Linked DNA regions of Homo sapiens: region 1 is linked to region 2. The links are chromatin contacts, found by Hi-C or POLR2A ChIA-PET in ENCODE. All regions are on one chromosome and are shown on one strand. Each heading gives the region's core, a stretch centred on a gene start or an enhancer-like site at or near the end of the contact. The rest is flanking DNA. Distances are from core to core; before and after follow the strand shown.

What was found. Hi-C counts contacts between places; a loop is a spot of excess contacts on that map. ChIA-PET counts read pairs that join two places held with the same protein, here RNA polymerase II (POLR2A).
Region 1: a map of gastrocnemius medialis shows a loop between it and region 2 (2.9-fold over the local background). The contact joins the promoter of LINC01816 here to the enhancer-like site in region 2. A Hi-C loop is called at or near these places in 1 of 168 maps with a recorded cell type or tissue (gastrocnemius medialis). POLR2A ChIA-PET finds 5 or more read pairs at or near these places in 3 of 52 experiments (GM10248, RWPE1 and naive thymus-derived CD8-positive, alpha-beta T cell).

The regions. Positions count from the first base shown.
Region 1 is chr2:70,123,988-70,130,286 of GRCh38, forward strand. It overlaps LINC01816 (long intergenic non-protein coding RNA 1816), which reads right to left and starts at 1,329. Exons shown (of 2, transcript NR_024444.1): 1 at 1,059-1,329; 2 at 49-438. RefSeq lists an enhancer at 1-623 and a silencer at 950-1,244.
Region 2 is chr2:69,579,500-69,586,222 of GRCh38, forward strand. All of the region lies in intron 2 of AAK1 (AP2 associated kinase 1), which reads right to left. Among named protein-coding and RNA genes, the nearest start is that of AAK1, 61 kb to the right of the region's middle. RefSeq lists a silencer at 3,318-3,612. Within about 2 kb of position 3,477, at least 12 of the 41 ENCODE cell types and tissues checked have a DNase peak (open chromatin) inside an H3K27ac peak, as active enhancers do; they include gastrocnemius medialis, where a contact is called at or near this core.

The DNA of each region.
Region 1 (6,299 bases), core at 79-2,578, 540 kb after region 2:
TTGTTCAAGTTGTGTAGTGCACGGGAGGAAAGAAGTATGACAATAACATAGGACAGCAGCCGGCTCTTTTTTTCATCAGGATGTGGAGAGTGGGCGCCTTGGGAAGACGAAATTGAGTATGTGCGGGGGAGGGGTCATATGAAACAAGGTCGGGAAGGGGGCGGGGAGAGCTGGGGCTCTGGAGGAGCTTGGGGCTCGCGCTGCGGGGGAGGAAGCGCCTTCCGCGGTCGCTGGGGGGAAGTGGTTAGGAGGAAGCACGGGCAGTGGAGGGGACTGCTGGAGGGTCCCATCTGGGAAAGCAGGCACGGATGCGGGGACATTTCCGCCCGTCACCCTGGCAAAGCGCTCGCAGGGCTGGAGGGACAGAGTTCTCAGATCCAAGTAGAGAAAACCGGGAACGGTTCCGGCTCTGGGGACTGACATTCATCGCGGCAGTTTCTGGTGGCAAAACAGAGGAAACAAAGGAATGATGAAATGAACTGAGCTGCCTTCATGCCCCGGATGAATGTTCAGCCATTAGAAAAGAGTGAATCCCAGCTGGGATTTGGGGTTCCACGGTGTACTAGAAAAGCAAAACAAAGAGAAGCGCCTACTAGATGCCATCTTGGAAAACAAAAGCAAACGTGTGTGTGTGTGTGTGTGTGTGTGTGTGTGATGTTACATGGGCATGGGGAAATTACGGAAGTAAATACTAATGCTTGTGGCCGGGCGCGTGGCTGACGCCTGTAATCCCAGCACTTTGGGAGGCCGAGGCGGACGGATCACGAGGTCAGGAGATCGAGACCACGGTGAAACCCCGTCTCTACTAAAAATACAAAAAGTTAGCCGGGCGTAGTGACGGGCGCCTGTAGTCCCAGCTACACGGGAGGCTAAGGCAGGAGAATGGCGTGAACCCGGGAGGCGGAGCTTGCAGTGAGCCGAGATCGCGCCACTGCACTCCAGCCTGGGTGACAGAGCGAGACGCCGTCTCAAAAAAAAAAAAAAAAATACTAATGCTTGTGTAAATTGGGATGGTGGAAAATGAGGAAGAGGGCGGCAGGGGAATCCTTAGTACTTACAGAGAAAACGGAGCAAGTGTACAAGCACGCCAACCCCCCCGGTGCCCAAGCTCGGCGCTCACGCGGCTAGGATGACGCCCGTGGGACGCCCCAGGGGCCCTGCTCGCAGCCACTCTGCTCAGGGTCATTTATAGTCTCTCCGTTCTTTGTTAAATAAAGACGGTGAGACACGGACGGGCTGGAGCCGGCAGGGGTAGTGGAGGGCAGAGGGGACGGGTCGGGGCGCCCCTCGCTCCTGCCACGCTGCCGCCGCCCCAGACAAAGACAGCTGCGTACGGCGGGAGCGCAGGGGCGCCTGCGCGCAGGGCCTAAATCGCCTGTCCCGTCTCCCCCTGACGCCCACACACCCAAGCGGCAGCCCACTCCCCTTCTACCCCGCAGCCATTTGCTTCCCACCCCTTGATTTTCTTTTTTCTTTTCCCCTCCCCTCAGCATCCCCCCAACCTCCTCTGATACACTTTGGCTAATTGTCTAATGAATTTACCTATTCTAGGTATTTCGTATAAGTGGAATCATATAATATTCGTCCTTCTGTGTCGGCTTATTTTGCTTAGTACAAGGTTTTTTATTTTTTATTTTTTTTTCTTTGAGACACGGTCTCGTTCTGTCGCCCAGGCTGGGGCACAGTGGCGCTCAGCTCACTGCAACCTCCACCTCCGGGTTTCAAGTGATCCTCCCACCTCAGCCTCCCAAATAGCTGGGACTACAGGTGCGCTGCCACCACTGCCTAGCTAATTTTTGTATTTTTGGTAGAGACCAGGTTTCGCCATGTTGCCCACGCTGGTCTCCAGCTCCTTAGCTCAAACGATCCTCCTGCCACAGCCTCCCAAAGTGCTGTAATTACAGGCGTGTGAGCCACCATGCCCGGCCACTTAGCATAATCTTTTCAAGGTTCATCCCTGCTGCAGCACGTATGAGAACTTCATTTCTTTTATTGTATTTGTGGTAATATGTACACAACATAAAGCTTATTTTAATCAATTTTTAAGTGTACAGTTTAGTGGCACTAAATAGTCACGTGGTTGTGCACTCACCACCATCATCCATCTCTAGAACTCTTCCATCATCCTAAACTGAAACTCTGTACCCGTGAAACAACTCCCTCATTCCCCTCTACCCAGCTCCTGGCAACCACCATTCTACTTTCTGTCCCTGTGCACTTGGGAGCATCACCTTTCTGGGACATCTGCAACGGTTCTCTGGAGGATTGTCTCCCCTTTTTTAAAAATTTATTTTCTTTTCTTTCTTTCTTTTTTTTTTTTGGTAGAGAAGGGGTTTCACTTCATTGCCCAGGCTGGTGTCCAACTTCTGGGCTCAAGGAATCTGCCTGCCTTGGCTTCCCAAAGTGTTGGGATTACAAGCATGAGCCACTGTGCCCCGCCTGTGGTCTCATTTTGGAGGGCAAGAGGGATAGAGATAGCCATAACCTGGAGAATATTGAGATGTGGACAACAAGGATGACAAAATTTGGTCCTATGAGAAATCATCTGTGAGGAAGAGTGGAGAGAACTGAGCTTGTTCAAGACAGTGAGGTCCTGGGATGATCTCAATTCATGTAAGAAAACCAGGAAGCAAGGAGGTTTCAGTTTATCAACAGATTTAAAAGGCGCAAGCCTTTTGATATAACTAGAGAAGAGAAGACTCAGGTGATCACACAGACTGTCTTCACCCAAGTGAAGGATGATTATGTAGGAAAGTGGATAGAAGATGCTGTCAACAGAAATGTAAACAGAATCATGTTAACAATTTTTCAGTAGGCACTTTTTTTTTTTTTTTTGAGATGGAGTCTTGCTCTGTTGCCCAGGCTGGTGTGCAGTGGTGCGATCTTGGCTCACTGCAGCCTCCTGGGTTCAAGCGATTCTCCTGCCTCAGCCTTCCGGGTGGCTGGGATTACAGGCATGCCATCATGCCCGGCTAATTTTTGTATTTTTAGTAGAGACAGAGTTTCACCTTGTTGGTCAGGATGGTCTCAAAACTCTTGACCTCAGGTGATCTGCCTGCCTCAGCCTCCCAAAGTGCTGAGATTACAGGCGTAAGCCATCACACCTGGCCAATTTTTAAATTAATAATGAGAGGCTGGGCATGGTGGCACACACCTGTGATTCCAGCTACTCAGAAGGCTGAGGTGGGAGGATCGTTTGAGCCCAGGAAGTTGAGGCTGCAGTGAGCTGTGTTCACACTAGTGCACTCCAGCCTGGGTGACAAAGCAAGACCCTGTTGAAAAAAAAATTTTTTAATAATGAGATATCTGACATTCTTTTTTTTACACTTGGTCTCTGAAATCAGGCTGGCTACATGTGAAGTGCTCTATAGCTACCTGCGGTCACTGTATTGGACAGTGCAGGGTTGGAAACTGGACTTAGGAGTCAGGGCTGGGTTCAAGCCCCACATTCCATCCCTTACTAGGCTGGGTAACTAGGCACATTACTTAGCCTCTCCTATTTCTGTTTCTTCATCTACAAAATGAAACTAAAAATAGTACCTACTTTATAGGGTAATTTTGTGGATTAATGGCACATGAAGCATATGGTGCATGTTCAGTAAATGTTGGCGATTATTAGCAGTAAATTTGGTGGTTATTGAATTAGTGACATTGCAGTATCACTGTTAGGGTGACCTCCATTCCCATCAGATGATGTGGCTTGAAGCTATTCCAAACGGGCAAGGTTAAAAAACAATAGGCAAACTGGGAAAACCTATTTGCAACACACATGAAAACAAAATGTTGTTATTCTTGCTATGTAGGAAGTGCTTGCAAATAAATAAGAAAATGAATACCAATGGAAAATTCAAAAGAAACAAACATCTGAAGTGATTTTTTTTAAAGACCCACTTTAAATAAGTTCAACTCTCCTTGGAATCAGACATAAAAATAAACAAAAGACATTTTTTGTTGTTGTTGAGTAACAGATCAACAGCCAGAATTTGGTGGCACCTAATATTGAAGAAGGTGTGGGGAGATACCTTCTCTTTTTAAATAAAGATTTCCTGAAGTTTCCATTGTTATATCTGACCACAGACTATCCAGAGAAACAAGCTGAGTTCTTGCTTCAAGGAGGAACTAGCCAGAGAGCCTTTTCTACCCACTTTTTCCCTTGTCCAGATAAAGCTAAACAGCCAACAAACCCCTCCTAGCAAGTTGACTTTTTTCTTGTCATGTGTGCAGACTCTGCACATTAGCTTTGCTAATAGTCCTTTACCACAGGTGTTGACATTTCACGTGGCTTGAAATAGCCCCCAGCATTGTTCTACATTTGGACAGGGCTGACATACTTAAGCCACAATACCCCCAGAATATTATTAGGCTTCTGGCTACCTCCTTCAGGAATGTTTTATCTGCCAGCAGGATTGGCTACATAATTTTTGGGGCCCAGGGGAAAATGAAAATATGGGCCCCTTTCTCATAAAAGGATGAAAAAAGCCCTTTCATTTTTTCTACAGTCTCTCTCTCAACCTGTCATGATGTTTTTATTTACTATTTATTGTTGTACTCCCTTGGACATGGAGATACTTCAGAGGTCAGTGCAGGCCCTCACAGATGCCCAGGACCATGCCGCAAGACAGCATGCATTTTCCAGTTTGGGAAAGCTTTTTTTTTTTTTGACACGGAGTCTCACACTGTCACCCAGGCTAGAGTGCAGTGGTGCGATCTCCGCTCACTGCAAGCTCCACCTCCCGGGTTCACACCATTCTCCTGCCTCGGCCTCCCGAGTAGCTGGGACTACAGGTGCCCGCCACCATGCCTGGCTAATTTTTTGTATTTTTAGTAGAGACGGGGTTTCACCATGTTAGCCAGGATGGTCTCGATCTCCTGACCTCGTGATCCACCCGCCTCGGCCTCCCAAATTGTTGAGATTACAGGCGTGAGCCATGGCGCCCGGCCCAGTCTGGGAAAACTTGATGGGGAGTGGGGTGAAGAGACTAATGCTTTTTTTTTTTATTCAAGATGGAGTTTTCACTCTTGTTGCCCAGTGCAATGGCGCAATCTCGGCTCACTGCAACCTCCGCCTCCCAGGTTAAAGTGATTATCCTGCCTCAGCCTCCCATGTAGCTGGGATGACAGCTGCCCACCACCATGCCCAGATAATTTTGTATTTTTTTTTTAGTAGAGACGGGGTTTCACCATGTTGGCCAGGCTGGTCTCGAACTCCTGACCTTAGGTGATCCACCCACCTCGGCCTCCCAAAGTGCTGGGATTACAGGCTTGAGCCACCACACCCACCCTATTTTAACCAATTTTTTTTTTTTTTTTTTTTTTTGAGACGGAGTCTCGCTGTGTGGCCCAGGCTGGAGTGCAGTGGCACAATCTCGTCTCACTGCAAGCTCCACCTCCCGGGTTCACGCCATTCTCCTGCCTCTGCCTCCCAAGTAGCTGGGACTACAGGCGCCCGCCACCATACCCAGCTAATTTTTTTTGTATTTTTAGTAGAGACATGGTTTCACCGTGTTAGCCAAGATGGTCTCGATCTCCTGACCTCATGATCCGCCCGCCTCGGCCTCCCAAAGTGCTGGGATTACAGGCGTGAGCCACCGCGCCCGGCCCCATTTTAACCAATTTTTTAAGTGTAGTTTAGTGGCACTAAATATAGTCACGTGGTTGTGCACTCACCACCATCATCCATCTCTAGAACTCTTCCATCATCCTAAACTGAAACTCTGTACCCATGAAACAACTCCTCCCTCATTCCCCTCTACCCAGCTCCTGGCAACCACCATTCTACTTTCTGTCCCTGTGCACTTGGGAGCATCACCTTTCTGGGACATCTGCAACGGTTCTCTGGAGGATTCTGTCTCCCCTTTTTTAAAAATTTATTTTGTTTTCTTTCTTTTTCTTTTTTTTTGATAGAGAAGGGGTCTCACTTCATTGCCCAGGCTGGTGTCCAACTTCTGGGCTCAAGCAGTCTGCCTGCCTTGGCTTCCCAAAGTGTTGGGATTACAAGCGTGTGGTCTCATTTTGGAGGGCAGGAGGGATAGAGATAGCCATAACCTGGAGAATATTGAGATGTGGACAACAAGGATGACAAAATTTGGTTCTATGAGAAATGATCTGTAAGGAAGAGTGGAGGGAACTGAGCATGTTCAAGACAGTGAGGTCTCGGGATGATCTCAGTTCAGGAGGTTTCAGTATATCAACAGATTTGAAAGGAGCAAGCAGGCTGGGCGTGGTGGCTCACGCCTGTAATCCCAGCACTTTGGGAGGCCGAGGCGGGCGGATCACAAGGTCAAGAGATTGAGACCATC
Region 2 (6,723 bases), core at 2,227-4,726:
GCCCGGGAGGTGGAGGTTGAAGTGAGCTGAGAAGCTGAGACTGTGCCACTGCACTCCAGCCTCAATGACAGAGCCAGACCATGTCTAAAATAAAGAATTTTAAAAACTACTCTTTCCTTTGGGCTTCCAAAGAAAAGGACATGACATGCTCAGTATTTCCCCTACATCTCTGTCCACTTCTTGATCTCCTTTAGAGTTGTTCGTCTTCCTCCTGTTCCTTAATTGCCAGTGTTTCCTCAGCGTTCAGTCCTGAGTCATCTCTGTTCACCCTATAAATGCGCCCTGGTTGATTTCACCCATTAGGCATTTAAACATCCTTTAATTACATTCATAATATTGACAACTATCTCCAGAGGTCCAGACCCATATATTTGACTTTCTCAATTAAGCTGATAAACATTTCCACTTGTAATTTTCACAGGCACCCCAAACTCAACATGTTTAAAACTGAAATCAAACCCCAGGTGTCCCCTCCACACATACCTCCCAAGCCTCCCTTTCTGTGTTCCCCAATGCTGTGACCACCATCTACCCCATTTCCTGTCTTCAGAAACTCCCTCTCCCCAATATCCAACTAACAACCAAATCTTGATGATTTGTCTCCATCTCTTTCAAGTCTGCTAACTTCTGCCCATACTAACAGCCACTGGCTTATTTCAGATCCTCCTCATTTTTCTCCTAGACTACTAGAATTTCTTAGTGTACTCTCAGAACAGAAACCTTTGGTGGGGGTCTGTGCAACTCAATGATCCACCTTTCTCTGGACATCCCCTCTCCTCCACCCATTATGTTTGTACTAAAGAATACCCTTTCCCCATCCTTGCCAGACTTCATGGGACCATCATGGACATCTGATCCACACCAGGCAACTCAGATTCTTTCCTGGAAAAGTGGAATTTGGTATAAGTATGTGCAGACAACTTAAACTACAGCAAGTGAAAAGTGGGAGCTGCACGGAAACCATATGGTGCCATAGGAATATTAAACAGAGAAAGTCTATCTGCATTAAAAAAGAAGACCAAAGCAGAAGCAGAAAAAAAGCAGAGATGAGAGAGAGAGAAACACTCCTGGTGGCCTTTTTCTTCTAATTTCAGACTCTTGGCGAGGGTCAGTAGCACTTTTGCTCCAGGTTCCGTTAGAAACACCCACCAACTTGTCTTTTTCACATTTCCCTTTTTATTTCAGCTCGTTTAAGTAGATAACTGTTAATGTGCCCACAGAGTGTCTTGGTTAATACATTTGAATCCACTCACTTCTTCTCACTTGATCTCAGCTCTCCTATCTATAAAACCAAAAGACTGAATTACATGAACTCTATGAAGGCTTTAATGCACTACATTCTTTGAGCAGAGTATGTGTGCTTTTTCTATATTCAGTCTAATGCGCAAAATGATGGTCACCACCAGCCCAAGGACAGTCATATGCATATTTAGGGTTGCATTTTGTTACAAGTTTTTAAACTATGCAAGTTTACAAGCAAATTAATAAAAATGATCTTTTTTTTTTTATAGAAGTACATGTAAGTAACACATGCTTTACATATTAGATATTTAATAAGTAGCTTATGAATTTATCTAGAGCCTGCTGAGAGGACAAAAGGTTTTGTTTTTTAATTTTATTTATTTATTTATTGAGACGGAATCTCACTCTGTCTCCCAGGCTGGAGTGCAGTGGCACGATCTCGGCTCACTGCAACCTCCGCCTCCCGGGTTCAAGCAATTCTCCTGCCTCAGCCTCCTGAGTAGCTGGGATTACAGGCACACGCCACCACACCCAGCTAATTTTTGTATTTTCAGTAGAGATGGGGTTTCACCACGTTGGCTCCTGACCTCATGATCCACCCACCTCAGCCTCCCAAAGTGCTGGAATTACAGGAGTGAGCCACTGCGCCCAGCTGGTTTTGTTTTTTTAAAAACAGTGCACTACAATCAGTGTGGCATTGTAGAGTGAATGTATTTTTTTCTGCAATAATATAAGGATGACTAGTGAAAAGTATTCTCTAAATACGTTTGAAAATGGCCCATTTGAAAATGGACTGGCCCACCTGCCGAGTGTCAAATGAGATTGCTAAATTGCAGAGCAACGTTTTAATTCAGGGCTTCAAAAAAGGGAGTAATTTAAAAATGTACATTTATGATAACAGGTTGAAAATTGACGCAAAACACTTTCTTTAGGTTAAAAATAGATCTTTTTTGGGCTGGGCATGGTGGTTCATGCCTATAATCCCAGCACTTTGGGAGGCTGAAGTGGGAAGATCACTTGAGCCCAGGAATTTGAGACCGGCCTGGGCAACACAGCGAGACCCAGTCTCTACAAAATAATTTTTTAAAAACTTAGCCAGGCATGGTGGTGCGCATCTGTGGTCCTAGCTACTCAAGAGGCTGTGGTGGGAGAATTGCTTGAGCCCAGGTGGTTGAAGCTGCAGTGAGCCATGATTGCGTCACTGCATTCCAGCCTGGGTGACAGAGTGCCCTGTCTTTAAAAAAAAAAAAGTGCATTTTTGAAGATAAATCAGTGTCGTGTGAAAAATATTTTTTTAAAGACAAATTTTGGCTTTTGCATTTTGTAAAATTCATAAGCTACTTATTAAGTACCTAATTTACAAAATATGTATTACATCACTGATAAAGTACTTAGTAAATAAATAGCTAAATGCTGATAGAGTCTGATTCAGCAAGCCTGAGTGGGGCCCTGGATCTATTTTTTACAAAAGCCTCACAGACAACACAGATCATCTGCCAGTTTGGGGAACCACTGTCCCAGGATCAGGACATATTTCAGATCTCTTTGAAATAAGAAGTAGAAACTGCAGTATACTGAGAACACTTAGAATAGAATCAGAGTATCTCTATACATGAAAAACCTCCGTGTGTGCGTGTGTGTGCACGTGTGTGTGTGCGTGTGTGTGCGCGTGTGTGTGCGTGCACACATGCACAAGACTAAATTAAATAAACCCTACCAGTGGTTTCGGGGTGGGAGAGGTGGTGAGGAAGTTTGCCCACGCTGGCTCTTTTGGTCTGGGGAAGGAAGCTAATGACTTTGCAAATTCCTGTCCCCTAAAAAGACCTGCTACTGGGGGGTGAGGGCGGAACATCATAACCCACATTCTAAATGGCTATTCAATATTCTACAGAGAAACCTCTTGCCAGCTGTCTGCTCAAGCTAAAAGTTTGAATGTTAAAAAAATCAAGTGAAAGACACAAGGTTAGTCCACACTCCACAAACAGTGTCCAACAAGAAGTGGTGGTCAAAAGGAAGAGAAGAGACAGACTCAGATGTGGAAATAAAATTTTCTGTTCCAAAGTCATTGCAAACTTACAGAAAGAATGCTGATGTCTAGCATCTCAAAACTCTTCCCTGGAGCTCTGAGGACTCTGTTGCTGGAAGTTAAGACACCAGTGAGAGCCCCATATTACCCCTACAGGGTTATATCTGTTGACTGTGCAGTTACACCCACCGTGATCATATGTAACTGCCACAGCCACAGAACTCCTGGCAGCAATTCAAATAAAACTCCACGTGAGAGATACCAAAAGGCAACAGAAAGAACCATCAGGAGTCAGGAGGCCTAGTTGTGGTCCAAGTTCCACAAATAACAAGCTATGACCTTGAGCAAGTCACTATACTTCACTGGCCCTCAGTTTCCTTATTTATAAAGTGAAAGTGAGGGACATAAACATCTCTCACCTTTGGAGCTGGACATTTGCCACATTTTGGTGATTCTTCAGGGATATGAAATACACCAAATAACCTCCGAAATTCTATACAGGGATTTGAATTACTAATTCTTTAAAAGACAACATTGCTTTCACACTGGAGTGTGGTGGTGAGCAGAGGATGGAAGTAAATTAAAAGAAGCTCCCTGACAGGTGGGAAGTAGAGGCAGGAATTAGGGAAGCATTACTTCCTTGGGGATATTCACTCTTTATGCTCCAATCACTCTGATCTCCCTAATATAGGCACATTTTTGAAACCTGAAGGCAAAGAGATTTTCTGTTAAAGATTCTCTGAAAGAGTGTTCAGGAAGTTTAATAATTTCCTTGAAAGTCACTCCTTGTATGTCTACTGTACAAGCAGTACAAGCAGTGTGTCCACATCCTCCTGGGTCTCGGCTTCATGGCTGAAAGTCCAAAGAGCCCGTTCAGCATTAGAGCTATACCCTTAGTGGGTCCAAAGACTCACTCTCTTCACCTGCCACTTTCTTGATATGTGTACAATTTTTTCATCTGATTCTTGGCCCTGAGTCCCTTTAGAGGCAACTCACTAGGTGCCATGAGCATTGTGGTTTGTGTTTCTATTCTAAGTTGACTTCGTTCCACTTTTTCAAGTTTCTGGATATTTTTTCAAGCTACGGATCTTCATCCACAGCACAAAATGTCCACTTAAAAAAATAAAGTGGATTTCTCACTCTTTCCCCTGAATGGAAAAAAAATGTCTTAGTTGTCTCTCCAGGTAAACCTGGGGTATCAGCCATGTTCTGATAGCCAGCTTCACCTGACCACCCTTCCCTAATAAGGAACCTCTTTTACAGAATAATTAACCTTCTACACTGCTCTCCAAGCTAATGGGGAACATCTGCTTAGGAGCCCTCCATGGCTGCTTCATCTCCCTCCCCGCAAAACCCACCCGCCTCCTTCAAGAAAGGCCCTAATGATTCTGGTATAGTTACCTTCTCTCCCTACCCCCTTTAACAATCTAGCATCTTCCTTAAAAAACACAATCAGGGAATCCTAACCAGGCAGGCGTGACTCCTAAGCAGATGGCAGGCCTCATAATTAGGTCATTACATAATACCTCTTCTCTAACTAGCTTCTCTCCACCTCATTCCGAGACTCTGGGTTGATGAGCTTTACACTGTGGTTACTTTAATTATAATTCGCTCTTGGGAACTTGGTAATACCATGTTTTGATAAAAGAAAAGAAATGGGGTAAGAGTATAAGAAAGTCAGAGTCAGAAGGTTGCTTTCAGCTTCAGTTTTGAATAGTCCAGACTTGTAGGGGTAACTTTTTCTCTTGGTGCCTTGGTTTCCCAACTTGTTTCAAGTTGGGAACTTGCCTCAAGCCAATCCCCAGTTGCACTGGTTCTAATACAGGACTCAAGCTAAACGTTACATCACATGACATGATTTCTAAGGGACACTACGTCACATTTAGGTGTCAGGTCAGGCTCTTGGTGACACACCATTGAACTAGATTGCACAAGGTGGTATCCTCACGCACACAGGCAGCGACTGGTCTCAGTAAGATCCCAGGTCAGCATCAAGTCTTTGAACTCCCTCAACCTTCAACCCCAGGCACTCAGAGACCTCGATTACTCACCAGGAAATCTAAAGCCTTCCACCTCACTTCCAGTGCAGCATCCCCACTCTGGTCTCCCTCCTTCTCCTAGAGCTTTCCACACTCTAAAAATCACTGTTCCCTTTGCCCAACAACTACACTGCCTTTCTTACCAATCTGTTTTTAGGGATCCTGGGTCTCATACCCATCTCATATCTGTATGAATAGTCTACAGTGAAGAAAAGTCATCTACATACATGTTCCCATTTCCTCATCACAATAAACCCAAATTATCATTTTGTAGATTCAAAAACTGAGGTCCAGATAAGTGTTATCCAAAAAAACTACATAAAAATTCAAGCTTTAATCGAGGATTATAAGAAGAGACTATTCTATGAAAAGGAGAGATCTATAATCTCCAATTGGCATAACATATAAGAGATATTCTTTTTTAAATTAATTTTTTGTAGAGATGGGGTCTCACTTTGTTGCCCAGGCTGGTTTCAAATCCCTGGCTTCAAGCAATCCTCCTGGCCCGGCCTCCCAAAGTATTGGGACTACAGGTGTGAGCCACTGCGCCCAGCCAGGAGATATTCTTAAGCTAGAGGTCCATGTCCCCACACCACCCCAACTCCCCAAGGACCTCTGGTTAACATTTATGCTTCGGCACTGAGTTTTCCAAGTTCTGACCCTGGACTGGGACAGTAGTTATGTTGGCCCCTGGTTCCAATGGGCTGGCCTAGGAGCTTGGTGCCTGTCATCACTGCAATTCTCAGACTCCAATACCTAACGCTACCCTCCTCTCCAGAGTCCTGTCCAAAGTCCTGTATCTCTCCTGCATCGTTAAAGGCAGCCTTGAGTTCTAAAACCTACTGAAAAATACCAGAAACCAAATTTAAGAATCACTTACCCAAAAAGTATGTTTGGACTAGATCAAAAGTTTTACATATGATGTGGCATATGGTACTAGGAAAAGAGGATGACCTTTCAGTCAGTAGTTTCCAGGGTTTGATTTCTAGCAATGAAACTTGTTTACATAAACTTGAGAAAGTTACTTAACTTCTTTAAGCCTCAGTTATTATCCATATTTTACAGATGTGGAAACTTTCTCCCCCAAAGCTATTGAAAAGCACTAAAGAAAAAAATATACAAAAATTGGCCTAGCACAGTGCTGGGCAAACAACTCTTCCCTCCACCTTCCCTCTGGCACCACCCTCTGCCTGATTGGTGCGGAGTGCTCCCTGCCCTCCGCACGTCACTGCCCCAAGGGGTCTGGGAAAAACTCCGAAAAATATGCAGTCTACAAGAACACTGTGAGATGAACCGGAGGATTATGAACTCATTAAAAAGAATAGCAAAGAGATCAGGGTGACCACCAGTGGGGCAGGTTTTGTCTAAGCACTGCATTTCTAAAATAATCATTATGCAGCTTTTTCAGGCCTTTTC